Regions from separate parts of the Mus musculus genome. Here all the other regions are linked to region 1. The links are chromatin loops, found by intact Hi-C in ENCODE. Cell type or tissue: heart. All regions are shown on one strand. Links, peaks and the distances in the headings refer to the core of each region. The heading gives the core; the rest is flanking DNA. Region 1 holds the start of Leng9 (leukocyte receptor cluster (LRC) member 9). Region 2 holds the start of Tmem238 (transmembrane protein 238). Region 3 overlaps Ube2s (ubiquitin-conjugating enzyme E2S).

Region 1 (5,432 bases), core at 176-5,175:
CCTGCCCCCTCCTTCCTGAACAGGTAAGTGTGGGCGAGGGGGGGCACAGCTGGGCACTGGGGCTACCAACCCCATCCCTTGCCCCCCCAAGCCCCTGAAAATGGGGAGGTCGGGAGGGGCTGCAGAAGCCAGCAGGTTCCTTGCTGAGGAAAATACAAGCCCAGATGGGGAGCATTGCTCCTTGTTCTTGGGCCCTCCCTTGTCTGTTTGCCTCATCATTTTCTCCTCTTGTCTCCATAGCTTCCGCCCTGCGCTGCCCGTCTCCTACCTGCAGGCCGAGTTGGCCTTCGAGGGCGAGGCCGCCTGCCGGGCCTTCCTAGAGCCCTTGGGCCTGTCCTACACGGGCCCGGACAACTCCAGCGTGGACTGCCGCCTCAGCCTGGCGCAGCTGCCAGCCTTCTAAGCACCCATCGAGCACGGGCGGGAGCAGGGCTGTGGCCCAGCGCCGCCTTTTCACATTTTTTGAGCCATGGACATGGGTTGTAAAAATTTGTGGGGAGTAGGCTCCAGGAAGAGCCAGCATCCCTGCCCCCGTTTCCCACCGGGGACCTGTACAGAGATTTTTTTCTACATTTTTATTTTTTGTCTCAGAGGGGATAATTGGGAGTGTATAGTGGAGCAGGGTGGGGCGGGGCTACAGGTTCTGTGTGCACCTGTCACCTCCACTAACGCTGTCTCAGTGTTTTCTCTCTCTCTCTCGAGCTCGTAGTCCAGCGCCTGACTCTGCGTCGGCCCATCCCACGCTGGGGCCAGCAGAAAGAAGACAGGCTGTCCAGGCCGCACCCGCTGCAGTGGGGCACCAGCCGGCCACACCCATTGCCTCGGCTGCCTCTTCATAGACTCTTGCTGCCCAGCCGTTGGGGCCTCAGTGTTTGGGGTGAGGGAAGCCACTTAAAGACTATGCCCCACCTTCAGCTCCTCACCCCAGAAACTCCAGCCAGCACCACCGACACAACCAGACCAGCGCCACACCGCACTGAGGACTCCAAGGCCTTCGCGGGACCATGCCGGCCGGGCTGCCTCGTCTTACTCAAGTTGTATTAAGTTGTCTCCGTGTCCCTTCCTCCCTCTGCCCCAATGTTTCTTCTGATTTTTTTTTTTTCTTTCCCTCCTGCCTCTTCCCTTCCCACTCCCTGGTTCAACACAGGTAAAATGGTTACCCTCCCTTCTTTCCTCCCCTCTGCCTTCATGGATCACCAACTCACGTCATGTTTCCTTCTCTTTTCTCTGTGTGTGTGTTTATTTAAGTTACTTTTCTTCCTTCTCCCCTTTTCTTTTTACCCCTCCCCCTTCTGCCATGTAACTGGAGGATGTGCTATGAGGTTGCAAACAGCTGGACTGTCAGGCTGCTTTTTCCCAGATGCCTCCCTGCCTCCCTCCCTCCCTCTCCCCTCCCTTCCTTCATTCTCCTTGAGCATTGAGTACAGTACATTTTGGAAGCTTGAAACCAAAATTAAAGAGAGAGAGCGAGAACCTGTTTCTGCTTGGCCTGTTTTATCCGAAATATGAAACCTCGGTCATTTCAGGGAAATTTCTACCAAGGGAAGATAGCTATGCCCTGCTCTACCCATGCGGCAAAGCCAGAGTTTACTTAGGGGCTGCCTTCCTAGCTCCTGGTTCAGGGTGTACTCAGGCTTAGGGAGGCAGACCTGGGTTCCATGTGGTACCTTAGCCAGGGTGAGGTGCGGTTGTAGTTCTGGCAGCAGCACCACTCTAAGCCCTTCGGCCTCTAGCCTCTGATTCAGTGTTTGGGCCATACCTGTCAGTGTGGGGGAGGGTGTGGCACAGAGCACATGATGGCCCAGAAGAACCAAGTCCCTGAACTGTAGCTGGGAGGGTGCCTGAAGCCCTGGTTTCAAGATGGCTCTCCGAAGAGCTCTAGCTGCTGCAGCCTCCTCCCCAGGGCCTGTCAGCCTTAGCAAGACCACTGTCAAGTGCAGGGCCTGTGCTGGTACCAGGAACTCAGCACAAGAAGGGGCAATCCGGACCAGATGCTCTTGGGCCTTGACCACCTCAGCCCTAAGCCCAGACTCTGTCACCATCAGTGCCACAAAATGTGTGGGCCGGGGCTGGCGAGGGGCCCTTCTGTCGTCAGGCCAAACACCTGGATCCCACACATTTCCCATCTCTTCAGCAGAAAGCCCTTTCGTTTCCATGCCCTGCGCCTGCCACTGTGGAAGCAATGTAGCTCTGGGCTCCTCTACTGAGCTGATCTTCACTCCTGAGAAGTTCATGCTTGGGTCTGGCATTTCTAACTCAGTGGTCCCATTCAGCCCGGTCTCTTTGGTTGGCCCATCCACTTCAGGTGTCTCCAGGCTGGAATCAAGCCCAGTTCTGGTCTCTTTGATTGCCCCACCCTCTTCGTGTGTCTCCAGGCCCGAATCAAGACCTGTTCCGGTCGGGTTTCCACCCGCCTCTGCAAGGGCATCCTGGGTATCCAGACCCTCTAAACCCACCCCTGTTTTCTCTGTGTCGGGAATTTCTGCCGTGACCTCTGTCCAATGCTCGTCCCCGCCGTCCAGCGCATCAAGGATAGTGGGTCCCCGACCAGCCACAGAGCCCGATCCAAAAATGAGGTCAGTACGGGAGGCACGGTCCCATACCAGGCGGCCGCGGAAGCGGAAGTAGCGTATGCGGTGCTGCGGCACTGCCAACACGCCAGGTCCGAGCGCTGCCAGCGGCTCGTCCCAGCAGAAGGCGCAGAATGGCTCTTCCTGCACTCCCAGGAAGCGGTCGGTGTAGCCCACCGAAAAGTCAGCAGGGTCCAGGCGCGGGTCCCAGCGGATGCGTCGGATGACGTCAGCAGCAGTACGCAGAGCCGGCTTCTTGGACCCAGCCTCCGGTTGCGTAACCACCGGGGACGGCGCCGGGGCCCCGGGATGTGGCTGACGGCAGCGCGCACCGAAGCGACAGCGGCCCTCTAGGAAGAAGCGGCAGACCGCGGGGGCCTCAGAGGAATCGGCCGAGGCCTCCATGGGCCTTCACGCACTAAGCGGTCTCTGTCTGCAGCGTTGATCTCCAACTGTGACGCCAGGAACCCCTCCCGCCTCAGGTGGAAGGAGGCCAAAGGACCAGGCAGGGCGTCAGAATGTAACACGGGCTCTGGAGCTCTAATTTCAAGTCCAGTTTATTTACGCGTACCGGGTTTGTAAGCCACTGGGAACCCCCTCTTGCCCCGCCTGAAATGATTTACATATGTCCAGCCCCTCAGGGAGTCTTAAAGAGCCTGGCCCCGCCCAACCAGCCAATTTATGTGTGCGTCAAGCTTCTCTCTGGACATCCAGGGAGTCACGTCTTATTCCATACAACTTCTCCCTTTGGGGACTTTAGCGAGACAGTTTAGCAAATACTTGACAAGTGCCCCACCGCTGTCAGGGCCCCAAGAAAGGCTTCTCCGCATCCGATTTACATATACTCCGCAGCCTGGGTGGGGGTAGGGCTTAGACAACCCCTCCGGCCGCCTCCAGATACTTTGCATCTGCTCAGCCTCTCGAGACCTCTAGGGAGCCTGGCAGGGCAGCAACTGATTTACCTGAACACCGCAGCTTCGTTGGGAGGAGAGGAGTGGGACTCAGCGGTCTTGGCCCCGCCCCCAACCGTCTTTAAAGTTTGTAGCCAGCTCCCATGCAATTGATTATCTTACATGCCACACCTCATAACGAATAAAGTGACTCCTGGTTCTGCCTCTGTCAAGTTATTTATAAATGTCTTTCCTGGGAGCCTCACCCCTTTACCTTGGCCTCACTCCACCTGATTGTTTTACACATGCTCCGCCCCTCATTGGTCTTATCCTGGACTCAACCATGGTGAAATGGTTTCTCCTGTGCCTCCTTGTAGAGGTCGGGTTTTACTCCTGTCACCAGCCTAACGTTTGAAATATACGACCCACCCTTTTGGAAACTATAAAAACCCTTACTCTACCTCTGGTTCGGTTAATTTAAATTGGTCTTATCCCTCTAGGGACCTAAGATAGCCCCGTCCCAAAACAAACCCAGAGACTAATTCTAATTGTTCCTCCCCTCTGAAAACCTTTGAGAATTTTGCTTCACCCCCCTCCCGATATAGGTTCGGGCAGTCCTGCACCTCTAGATGTTAAAATATCTGGACGTCTCAGGCTGAACTTTGTGCCCAGATTTGTAACGCAACAGCCTCCCGCAGGGCGACACACAGTTGGTGGGACCTGAAGCCCTTCCCACGGGAACCACACCCTCGTGGCTCCAAAGGCTCGCCAACCGCTTCCCTTTGCAGGGAAGCGCCGCCCAGTCAGAGTGCACCTGGAGGGAAGTGGATGGCCAGGCGACTGTGACTCTTTATGCCAGATAGCAGCTGTCACGGGTGTTGGACTTTATCCAGGTGGTAGTGAGGATCGGTCAAGGTTTGAGGGATGAATAGGACTGTGGTAGAGACTCCGCCTTTGGGGAGGGGCATTACATGAATACGTATTCAAACTCTTAAAGGAGCATCACTGACAACTTGACTTCTAGTTGGTGGCACCCCAACTAGAAGTGGCACCACCCTACTGCTTCTGTACCCTTTCCCGCGTAAAGTGAATAGACAGTCCATGGCACAAACCTCAGCCATTTATGTGTACAAAAGTGGAGTGCTGGGAGGGAGGGGTTGAGGGAATTATGACACTACAGACCGATGACGTCGTCCAGCTGGAGGTCAGCATTTGAGCAGCAGCGGGTCTTGGGGTGCTGCACTCTAGGGTGGGCATCCCCATCGGGCTTGGTGGCTGTTGTCTCGCTGCGCTCCGCGTCCATGACGCCTAACACCGCGTCCAGCATAGAGGGGCCCAGGTCCAGGTGGAAAGACAGCAGCGGGTCCGCAGGTGAAGGCACAGCCACAGGGGGCTGTGGGGCTGCAGGTGGAGCGACAGAATGTGGGGCCACAACCGGTGGGGCTCCAGGCTCGGGAGGCGGACCGCCCCCGTGGCGACTCAGGAATGAGGTGTCCCCGAAGGCGTCGCCACCGCGTCCCACGTGCAATGTGTGCCTGAAGTCTCCGAGGGGTGCTGAGATCGAGAGTGCTCCGCGATCCAGCCGCTTCTTGGGTTGTGCAGGGCCCAGCTGCTTCATTACCGGCATCTGTGGGGACATAGGCATATCAGAGCTGCCTCATCCGGGAGCCCCAACTCTGTATCCCTATCCTACATAGTCAGCCACAGAATGCTCTCATAAAACAGGGCTATGGAAGAACTATTATTCCCAGTTAACAAATGAGGAAGCAGACTGGGAGGTTCTCAAGGTCCCTCCTGCTGAACTCAGTGACATACTTAGTTTAACACGCCCATAACTGTACCTGATCTTTGCTACTTTGTGGTTGTTTTTTCACTCTTTATCACCCTCTCCCAATCCACTTCATCCCCTAACACTAATTTCTTTATTTTTTAATTAGATATTTTCTTTATTTGCAATTCAATTTTTATCCCC
Region 2 (5,432 bases), core at 196-5,195, 640 kb after region 1:
CAACCAGAGATCCTGTCTCAAAAAGCAAGATTGCTAGTTCCTGAGGAATGACACAAAAATTAATCCTCTGACCTCTATACAAATGTACACACACGCACACACACACACACACACCACAGTTTTAGAGTTTAATCCTTTTACAGAAATCCCACCTAGGAAGTGGATTCAGTCATTCCCATCCATCCAAAATCAAAGCCATCCATTTATTTGCATATCTACCTGCCCAAACTATCCATCTAACTGTCCATTTATGCCTCTCTTCTTCTAACCCTATGAATTCACCCACCAATTCATCCACTACATTTAGTAAACAACTAATCTGACGCCGAACCAGGAGGACTGTGTTCAAGGTGGACCTGGGGACACGCAGCAAGACTCTGTCTCAGAAACAAAGCAAAGACTCACTGTCCACCCACTAGTCCTGTCAAACCATCTCAGCCATCCACCAGTTCATTCATTCTATCTGCTCCCACTCACCCAATTCACCAGCACGCTCTTCTACAAACCATTTACCAATCCATCCATCAGCCAACTAACTCACCAGCTCTCCACCCACCCGTCTATCAACTAAAACGGACCCATTTGTCCATCAATCCGTGTGTAATACATTTATCCCATCTACTTAGGGATCCGCATCCTATCCATTATCACCCTTTCCTGAGCCACACTTTTTGCTGGGTACTGTTAGAAACAAAGACACCAGAGACCCCAGCTTTACCTGTCTGGGGCTCTGTCAGATGTGGTAACCAGCTCCCACAGAGATATACCATATGGCTAGTCAAACAGCGATAGGAATGGGCTCAGACAATATGAATACTCAGAGGAGTGCGCTGGTGCCTAAAGAGCATTCTGGAAGTTTTCTGGTTGGACTGCAGATAGCAATGGCCCTCCTCATTATGGGGGACATCTGTCCGTCTTTGGCCTGAATTAAATACAAATAAAATTTGGGGAAAAGAACTTAAAAACAGAGGTTTAAAGATGGGCGTGGTGGCACACGCCTTTAATCCCAGCACTTGGGAGGCAGAGGCAGGCGGATTTCTGAGTTCGAGGCCAGCCTGGTCTACAAAGTGAGTTCCAGGACAGCCAGGACTATACAGAGAAACCCGGTCTTGAAAAACCAATAAATAAATAAATCAATAAATAAATAAAAATAAAAGCAGAGGTTTTACACATCAGTCAATGGCCTGGGTTTGATGAGATGGCAAGAAAGAAGCAGGAAAGCTGGAGAGAATTTAAGAAAGAAAATACAGGGGTCTCAAAAAAAAAAAAATGGCGCATTGGGTAAAGGTGCTTGCCACCAAACTGCTGACCTGAGTTTGATCTCCAAAGCCTACATGCTGGAAAGAGAATAGATGCAACACAAACATTGTGTCACAAATGCGCGCACACGCACACGCACGCACACACACACACTAATAAAGGGCCAAGAGTGGTGGCACATGCCTTTAATTCCAGCACTCCGGAGGCAGACACAAGCTGATCTCAGTTCAAGGGCAGCCTGGTCTACATATCAAGTTCCAGGACAGCCGTGAAGCCCTGTCTTAAATATCAGAGAAAGGGAAAGGAACAAGGGTGCTTTCCCTCTCTGTGCCCACTGGTTCTTCTTTGCCTCTGACTTCACATTAGGACCGCCTGTCTGGATGAATGGCACTCTTTCATTTGTACATTTGTGTGGTCCGGACAAGAGTGTCACCTACTTTCGGAGCTTCTTGTACAGTAACAGTAATGAGCTCAGAGAACTGGCTACAGGGAGGATGGCATGAGGCCTGGTGCACGTGGAGCAAAAGGAGGAGGGCGTGCTGTGACTCCCAACTTTGTCCCACCCATCCTTCCGAGTCTCTGCTATCTCTGACTCACTCTCCTGCAGTTTCCCCTTCCAGCGACATGTCCGTCTCCCCACCACATCTCATTCTTTCTGGTGTCCTCACCTGGGGCTCACTCGCTGCCCGTGCCTGCCGCCACGGACCCCGCCTCAAGCGTGGCGAGCTGCAGGCGCACGCGGCGGGAGCCGGAGGAGGAGGGCTGGGGCGCGCGGTTCGCTCTGCGTGCTGAGCGGAGACCGGCTGTGGTCCGGGGACTGGCGGTGGCGGGCGCCGACCAGCGACGGGACAGCTTGCGCGCCAGGCGGGCAATCGCCGAGGGTCGTAGGCCGTAGTCACGCTCCAGCTCCTGGCGCGAGATCTCGATGTTGCCGGTGTACCAGAGAATCCAGCCCAGCAGGCTCAAGAACACCAGCAGCGCCCCAGAGTAGATGAGCAGGTCCCCGAAGTCGCGGCCGCGCACCTGCAGCTGCGCGAACACGCCGGTCAGCAGCGCCGCCATGCCCGCCACGTCCAAGGCCACGGCCAGCAGCAGCGCCATGCGGCAGCGGCCCAAGCCGGCCGCTGGAGCCGGTGCGGGCGCGGGTGGGGACGAGGCGCCGACCGCGGACGCCTGCGAGCCGCACACCGGTGACGCTGCCGCCATGGCCCTCGGTGGCCCGCCGCCGCCTGCTCCCCGACAGCGTCCCGGGGTGCGGCTTCCCGGGGCGGAGTTAGGGCCCGGCGCCAGGTGTGCCCAGTGCCTGCATGGTCACCTGAGCTCACAGCCTGGACCTGGTGGCCCGAATGAGTCTCTTGTGTAGCTCAAAGGTCTGGGAGGATCAGCGGCGCACGACCCTGTCCATTAAGCAGTGCCAGATGACTAGGGCCAAATTTCAGGGTGGCATAATGTAGCTAGATAGTGTTTCTACTTAGTGCCCGTCTCCCGAGGGCTACCTGTACCACCAAGTCCATAGTGAAACAAAATGGGGATCAGAAACAAAAAACCGGGCATGTTGGTATGTAGCTCGCTTGGTGGAGTGCTTGCCTACCATGCTCGAAGTTCTTGATTTCATGCCCTGCACAGCATAAAATCCAACAACAGCAACAACAACATTCTCTGGAGCACAGAATCAGCAGCCAGAGCCCTGAAGCTGTCTCCATGCTTGTCTTTTGAGATCTCTTGTGAGTGTAGGGCCTTGTTAACCCAACCTGGGAATACAATGAACCCATCTCCCAGGTGCCAGCTGACACCTTGTGTACACAATATACTGAGCTCAGGGCTCTGTTAGTGCTCAGATGTTAGCCTGACAAGACCTGCCTTCCTGTTCCTAGCCACAATTCCCGAAGTGCTCAGGAAAGGTGTCCCTGAGGAGATGGCATAGAAATTGTAGCTTTAGCCTGACAGTGGTGACCCATGCCCTTAGTCCCAGCACTTGAGAGGCAGATCTCTTGATTTCGAGGCCAGCCTGGTCTATAGAATGAGTTCCAGGACAGCCAGGGCCACACAGAGAGATCCTGACTCAAGTCAAACCAAACCAAAACTGTGGCCTTTTTGCTATTATTTTTTAAAGATATATTTATTGTTATATGTAAGTACACTGTAGCTGCCTTCAGACACATCAGAAGCCGGGCGTGGTGGCGCACGCCTTTAATCCCAGCACTCGGGAGGCAGAGGCAGGCGGATTTCTGAGTTCGAGGCCAGCCTGGTCTACAGAGTGAGTTCCAGGACAGCCAGGGCTACACAGAGAAACCCTGTCTCGAAAAAAAAAAAAAAAAACAAAAACAAAAAAAAAACCAAACAAACAAACAAAAAAAACAACAACAAAACAGACACATCAGAAGCATCAGATTCCGTTAGGGATGATTGTGAGCCACCATGTGGCTGTTTGGAATTTGAACTCAGGACCTTCAGAAGAACAGTCAGTGTTCTTCCCCACTGAGCCATCTCACCAGCTCCAACTTAGAGAGAATTTAATGGGTATGGCCAGGTCACTCTGGAACTGAGAGGCATCATGGCACAGGCAAATGGTTGGGCCAAGCCATGGTCCACACTAGGAGGACCCAACAGCTATTATAGGGAAGTCCTGATCTTCCACACATCTACCCCTTAAATGAGTTCATTCTCCCTGGGGTGGGAAACCTCGAGACAGTTCTGAACAGAACTAGTTCTCCCAAGACTCTATCTAGTTTCAGAGTTGGAGAAAACTGAGGATGATGGAGGAGAAAAATCACATTTTCCACCGTGATGCTGCCATTGGTAGCCTGCAAACAAACCATCCGTGAGCCTGTGAATAGCATAAAGGAAACACACTTGGACACACACACACACACACACACACAGACTAGCTGCAGTGGGAGTGTATGTGAGTATGGCCCAAAACATTATATACACATACAAAAATGTTATGTAAACCTACTTTATGCATGATTAAATGCTAATAAAACATTAAGAATGACTGTGGTGGGCTGGAGAGATGGTTCAGCGGTTAAGAGCACTGATTGCTCTTTCAGAGGTCCTGAGTTCAGTTCCCAGCAACCACATGGTGGCTCACAACCATCTGTAATGAGATCGCATGCCCTCTTCTCGTGTCTGAAGACAGCTACAGTGTACTTATAAAGAAAAGCTGCCGGGATTGGCCAGGTATTGCTGAGGACAGACATGGAATGTTTCTGCATAGACAGAACCAGGCATGAAAGAATAGGTATTTAACACTGCAGCAGTACATTTTTAGAGAGGTCTGAAAATGGTTCATTGGGCACTGGTGTTTGTGTGGGACACGGTCAAGAAGAGTAATGGAACCATCTGCCATCTGAAGACTTCACGCCAGAGCAAATCTTTAAAATAGTTCATGCATCCATTTAAACAACAAGTCTTGAGGACTCAGTGATTAAGAGCACTTGCTGCTCTCGCAGAGCACCTGGGTTTGGTTACCAGCTCATATGAGGCAGCTCACAGCTGCCTGAAACTCTAGTTTCTCAGGATCAACGGTTTCTTTTGGACTTTGCATTTTACATGTTAACACAACACCCACATACATCATAATTAAAATTAATAAATCTGAAGCCAGGCGTGATGGCGCACGCCTTTAATCCCAGCGCTCGGGAGGCAGAGGCAGGAGGATTTCTGAGTTGGAGGCCAGCCTGGTCTACAAAATGAGTTCAGGGAGAGCCAGGGCTACACAGAGAAACCCTGTCTCAAAAAAACAAAAACAAAACAAAACAAAACAAAACAAAAAAACAAAACAAAAAGGAGTTGCAGAGATGACTTAGTGGTTAAGAGTTTTGGCTGCTCTTCCAGAGGACCCAGGTTCTATTCCCAGCACCCACATGGTGGCTCAAAAACTGTCTAATTGAATCCAGGCACCAGGCAGGCACATAGCATTCATATATATATCCAGGCTTAAAAAGAAAGGAAATTAAGAAATTAAGAAAGCCCTCATACATATTACAAAAAAAAAAAAAAAAATAAGTTGGGACTGGAGAGAGAGACGGCTCAGAGCACTGGCTGCTCTTCCAGACAACAGTGGTTCAATTCTCAGTAGGCACTATCTGTAACTTTAGTTTCAGAGTATCCAACAAAGGCGTGCGCCACCACGCCCGGGAAAAATAAATAAATCTTAAAATCAATTA
Region 3 (5,432 bases), core at 433-5,432, 660 kb after region 1:
TTGAACCTGGGTCTTACCTAGTCCTCTGGGTTTCCCCACCACTTGGTTATCTTATAATTCAATTCTAGCACTACCTAGAAATAGCATAGGCCTGGTCATCTGACTTCAGAAAGCAACCCTGATGCTCAGTGATTTGCTGTCCTAGCTCATAGAACTCAGTAAAGAAGTGTATTAGTGGCTTATTAGATATAAAACACAACCAGCTGGGCAAAGTCAAGTACATCTCTGAATTTGAGGCCATCTTGGTCTATACAGCAAGTTCCAGGCCAGCCAGGATTTCAGTGATACTTTGTCTCAAAAGCCAATTGCCCAAGAACCCCACCCAGAAGCAGGACGACATGGTGGCACATGCATATAATCCCAATATTAGTGCTAAGATGGGAGACTTACCAAGGTGAAGGCCATCCACGGCTACATTGTGAGATCCTATATAAAGACCTACATTTTCCTAACATCCCTGGGGTGCTTGAAATCCCAAGGGATTTAGAGAAGGTATATCACAGCAGCAGTTTTTTCCCATTAAATTGAATGTATTCTTTCAGAATGCCTGCTTCTCTTATGGACACTTTACACTAAACTTGGGCTTGAGATTTCTTGGATCAGTCCTATGAATTTGGTATATATTTTTTAAGATTTAAAAAAAAATTTTGTGTGAGTACATTGTCCATGTCTTCAGACACACCATAAGAGAGCATCATATTCTATTATAGATGGTTGTGAGCCACCATGTGGTTGCTGGGAATTGAACTCAGGACTTCCTGAAGAGCAGACAGCGCTCTTAACGGCTGAGCCATCTCTACAGCCCCTGAAAAGATTTTCTTACAGTCCTTTGTAGGCATACATTTTTTGCAGTCTACTTTTTGTTTTGTTTTGTTTTTTTCGAGGCAGGATTTCTCTGTATAGCCCTGGCTGTCCTGGAACTCACTTTGTAGACCAGGCTGGCCTCGAACTCAGAAATCTGCCTGCCTCTGCCTCCTAAGTGCTGGGATTGCAGTCTACGTTTAATAAGGGTTCAACCTCTCCTCTAGCCCACCACGCAGCAGAGGTAGTGGAAAAGTTATTAGCATATGGGGGAAGTGGACTTGTTCAGCAATACTTCATGGGGGGGGGGGGGGGCAAGCTTGATCAGCCCCATAGCAAACACCCAATCACTACTCATCAGCTGCAGACCAGTCCTCTAGGCTGACAGCTACAGTTCAGTCCTCTCAGCAGGTCGACAGCAGGCACAAACCAGAAGCTATAGGTTCAATCCTGAAGAAACCACAAGGTTTGCTAGCTGGACTGAGGCAAGGTCTCAGAAGGTGCAAGTAGTTCTTGGGAGCAGTGCTCTATGCTATCACCACTGGTGGGGATCAACACCAGCACTTAAGGTGAACCGGTATGGATGTGTCTTTATTGGAAAATAGCGAGGCAGAGCAAACCAAACCAAGGCTCAGTACTCATCTCCCACTGTCTGTGGGGTCATATTTTTATACTCCATCACATATTCTTTTATGAATTTGCTATATCAAAACATCCTTTCATCTGTCAGCTTTAAGCAAGACACCCTTTTGTGTCCCAGCAAAACATTATTTGACAAAACTTCCCAAAGAAACTAGAAGTTTCCATTGAAGTCCTTTGATTTGCTCGGTTTGTCACACCTCTGTAGGTTAAGAGGGTATAGACTTAGTTCTGATGGCCCTCTCTCCCCAGGGACATTACTGGGGTAGGAAACCCAGTTCAATCTCAGTAGGAACCCTCAGGTCAAAGCTCTTGTTTTTCACTATTTTTCTTACATAAGACGAAGACAAGACCCCAGACAATAGAAGATAAAAGCAAGCTTCCCCTTTAATTAAGGGTCATATTCTTTCATTCTTTTGGAGACAGGGTCTTAACTATGGAACCCAGGTTGGTGTCAGACTCAGGAAAATTGAGAGTTGGGAATACAGGCTTGGGCTACCATACCCAGCACTTAAGTTTTTTACAACTTGCTCCACTATTTAATATATCCCTTCCTTTAAAGTAACTTTAAATAGCATATAGTTGCTTGTAGTTGGGAACACAACTCATGGAAACTGGTTTTTCCTTTGAATAAATATGTGGGTTCAATCAGGGCTTCAGGCTTCACACCTTTACCCATGAACCATCTCAACCATCCTCCCCTTTTTGAAGGTTTTGTGTGTGTGTGTGTGTGTTAAATCCTCTAGAGCTGGTATTTTAGGCAGTTGTTGTGCTAGGAACCTAGTACCTCTGAAAAGAGCGCCATATACTCTTCAACACTTGACCTATCTCTACACACACACCCTTAATGACAAAGCTGGTTCAAATAACCTAAGGACATTAACAGAAAGCATATACTGCCCTCTGGTGCACAGACCTAGAATCTCTTCCACTTAGTTTACAACAGAACTCAAGACAAGTTATCACTCCCATTAGACACCACGCCCTGCTTTCACTAAGCTATCTTGTTGGTCCACAACTAGCTTTGTAAACAATTTTCTGTTTTCTCTGTGTAGCTCTGCCTGCCCTGGAATTGGCTCTCGTGCTGGGATTAAAGGCGTGCGCCACCACGCCCGGCTTTTTTTTTTTTAAATGTTCACATGTTTCAATTGGTTGTATGTCCTGTGCACCATCTATGTGCCTAGTGTTGATGAAGGTCAGAAGAGGTGGCTGGAGTTCCTGAAACTGAAGTTACAGTTAGTTGTAAACTGTTATATGGGTGCTGACAATCAAACCCAGGTCCTTTGCCAGAGCCAACAGCTCTTACCTTCTGAGTCATTTCCCTAGCCTCTCAGTATCTGGAATTTTGACATAACAAGAGGCAAGAACCTTATTCAGTCCTGATAGGCCAATGTGGTAGGGTAGGCTCCTACAAGAGTGCTACATGAACTGTATTTAAATGGGCATAGTGGAGCATGCCTTTAATCTCAGCAACCAAAGGCAGAGCCAAAGCAGGTCTCTGAGGTCAAGGCCAACCTGACCTATATACTCAAGTTCTGGGCCAAAAGAAAAACAATAAAAAAATATTGCCATAGGCTAACCTCTCAAGAAGGCCAGTAGACACTTCATTTTGCCCTGTTGATCCCTAAGGAAACAAAACTTATGCATGTCTTTCAAGGCTTTTACAGTTTAAAACAAAACAATCAAACAGGGAGGAGGGAATTTAAAGTCAGAGCTGAGATGAGATGTAACCTTGCCCCAATTCAGGACCAGATTACTGAAGACAGTTCTAGAGCAACACTTCTTAAACCTAAGGCTCTTTGACCTTTAGGCAAACTTGTCTCCAAAAATATTTCATAGCAACAAAATTACAGTTAGAGCCACTGGTCTAGAGGAATAGACAGTGGGTTTCTGCTCCAGCTTAAGACTCTAAGCCCCACTCCACAGGGCAAAGGTGACTCAGATCCTAATTGGAGCAAGTCAGACTTGGTACAGAAGAATGCCAGCTACCCTAAGCCACAATACAGGCAGAGGTTCTAGACACTTCAGGCATAGAAACTGCTTTTCCAACTTTTTATTTAGAAAACCAAATCCAGGTTCTGGTGCCCCCCCCAACTCCCTCCCCCACCCCAGCCATAATTTAAATAACTTAGAGACAGAGTGGGAGGGGACAGAAGGGAGGGAAGGAGAAAGAGCCCCACTACAGTCGCCTCAGTGCTCGCTTCTTGTCCAACTTTTTCTTGGCTGCCAGCTTCTTATCTCGCTCACCTGCATGTTTCTTGGCCATGGGACCCTCAGCTCCCCCTAGGACCCCTGGGATCATAGGGTCAGCAGAGGAGGCTGAAGCCCCACTGGCCAGGTCTTGGGTAGCCTCAGCCCTCCCGCTGCTGGTGCTGCATGCACCCCCATGGATTTCTGTGAGCAGACGGGCCCGGGCAGCATACTCTTCATAATTCTCCAAAAGCAGGCGGCCTGCCTCCTCATTGAGTGCAGACTCTGGGTTAGGGTGGATCAGCAGGCACTTGATGGTCTGTGAAGAAAGGGTCTAAGGTCAGGGAGGCTTGTCTAGCTTTAATGGTCACCACACTGGCTCTTCTTTTCACCCCCAAATCAGCTCCCTCAGATCAGGACCAGCCTGCTAGCATCCTTATTCATTTAAAGTCACCCTCAAAGGCTGCTTTCCTGTTACTACAAACACTTCAAGGGACCAATGCCATGTAAGTGCAGCCTGATGTTGCCAGAGGCCCTTTCCTAAGGAAGCTCATTATCTGCTCCAACCAGTTTTCTGTAGCTAATGTAGCTTTGACCTTGTTTCTACAGGTGAACATAAGTTCAGAGGTCCTTCCTAATCAGGTGAGAAATTACTCAAGGGCATTTAGCATTAGAGAACTTGTATTTGGTTTTCCTATGTGTTTTATACTACTATACAAGATACAGAAAACTAAAAGTGAATGCCAAGTTTGGAGCCACTGATCACAGGCCTTAAATGATTATATATATCCATCTGTCTTAGTCAGGATTTCTATTACTGCACAAACATTATGACCAAGAAGCAAGTTGGGGAGGAAAGGGTTTATTCAGCTTACACTTCCACATTGCTGTTCATTACCAAAGGAAGTCAGGACTGGAACTCAAGTAGGTCAGAAAGCAGGAGCTGATGCAGAGGCCATGGAGAGATGTTCCTTACTGGCTTGCTTCCCCTGGCTTGCTCAGCCTGCTCTCAGAACTGAACTGAGACTACCAGCCCAGAGATGGCACCACCCACAAGGGGCCCTTTCCCCTTGATCACTAATTGAGAAAATGCCTTACAGTTGGATCTCATGGATGCACTTCCCCAACTGAAGCTCCTTTCTTTGTGATAACTCCAGCTGTGTCAAGTTGACACAAACCTAGCCAGTACACTATCCAATCCAGTTCATTCTAAATGTTAGTTCAGAAGGTTCCATGAATTAAACAGTCCTGAGCTAAGTTGGTTGGTTGTAGGCACTTCTCTGAGTTTCTGACCTGAACCGGCAGATGTTACCAATGCTGAAAATGAATATGGACTATCTCCTCAACTTTTACTACTGTACCTCCAAATTGGAGGCCTGGATGTCCCTCTTTTAACAGGCCCCAAAGCAGAGCCAATAGCCATCTAGCATTTCCAGTGCTTTGGATAGAAACAAGCTCAACCAACATACAGAAAGGAAGGCAAAACAGGAAAGATTTTTGGGGTTGTTTACCTTAGAGGTTAATCCTTCCCAAGTGCCCTGAAGGAAACCCCAATTCTCTATCTTCACAACCATCAGCTCTAGAGGCTCATTAGGGGGGAAAAAGTGCAAAGGAGGCACCAGGTGACCTAACTACTTTAAGTGGCCTTTAGAGACCTTGGAGCCTCCTCGATCAGTTACCTCCACCTCAACTGACTAAGGAGAACTGTGGTCCAGTCTTGTACACAGACGATGCTGAATAGTGTCCCCAAAACTGTCTCAGGCAGTGTAATACCCCCCAAGTTAAAAACATTAGTACAGGAA

The links. A loop is a pair of places that touch in the nucleus more often than their neighbours do. Peaks named below come from ENCODE experiments on the same cell type or tissue, not always from the same donor. Only the 100,000 strongest peaks of a DNase experiment are listed, where the experiment ranks them.
Region 2: a loop joins it to region 1, with 4 times the contacts of the local background. A loop is called at or near these places in 2 of 42 quality-filtered maps.
Region 3: it touches region 1 in a loop (3-fold over the local background); 2 of 42 quality-filtered maps call a loop at or near these places.

The regions. Positions count from the first base shown.
Region 1 is chr7:4,146,701-4,152,132 of GRCm38, forward strand. It overlaps Leng8 (leukocyte receptor cluster (LRC) member 8), which reads left to right. Exons shown (of 16, transcript NM_001374609.1): 16 at 241-1,473. The coding sequence ends at 403. It overlaps Leng9 (leukocyte receptor cluster (LRC) member 9), which reads right to left and starts at 3,172. Exons shown (of 1, transcript NM_175529.3): 1 at 1,483-3,172. The coding sequence starts at 2,975. The coding sequence ends at 1,518. It overlaps Cdc42ep5 (CDC42 effector protein (Rho GTPase binding) 5), which reads right to left. Exons shown (of 3, transcript NM_021454.4): 3 at 4,560-5,087. The coding sequence starts at 5,087. The coding sequence ends at 4,635. In heart, for the core only: no CTCF peak of the experiment used is centred there; DNase peaks (open chromatin) are centred at 2,731, 3,141, 3,561, 4,281 and 4 weaker places; H3K4me3 peaks cover 3,431 bases; H3K27ac peaks cover 1,479 bases; H3K27me3 peaks cover 1,022 bases.
Region 2 is chr7:4,787,077-4,792,508 of GRCm38, forward strand. Tmem238 (transmembrane protein 238) reads right to left here and starts at 2,484. Exons shown (of 2, transcript NM_029384.1): 1 at 1,929-2,484. The coding sequence starts at 2,466. The coding sequence ends at 1,936. In heart, for the core only: a CTCF peak has its summit at 2,102; DNase peaks (open chromatin) are centred at 2,145 and 2,525; H3K4me3 peaks cover 2,019 bases; H3K27ac peaks cover 2,050 bases; H3K27me3 peaks cover 440 bases.
Region 3 is chr7:4,804,536-4,809,967 of GRCm38, forward strand. It overlaps Ube2s (ubiquitin-conjugating enzyme E2S), which reads right to left. Exons shown (of 4, transcript NM_133777.2): 4 at 3,479-3,949. The coding sequence ends at 3,620. Among named protein-coding and RNA genes, the nearest start is that of Ube2s, 5.1 kb to the right of the region's middle. In heart, for the core only: a CTCF peak has its summit at 2,348 (motif pointing left); no DNase peak of the experiment used is centred there; H3K4me3 peaks cover 388 bases; H3K27ac peaks cover 412 bases.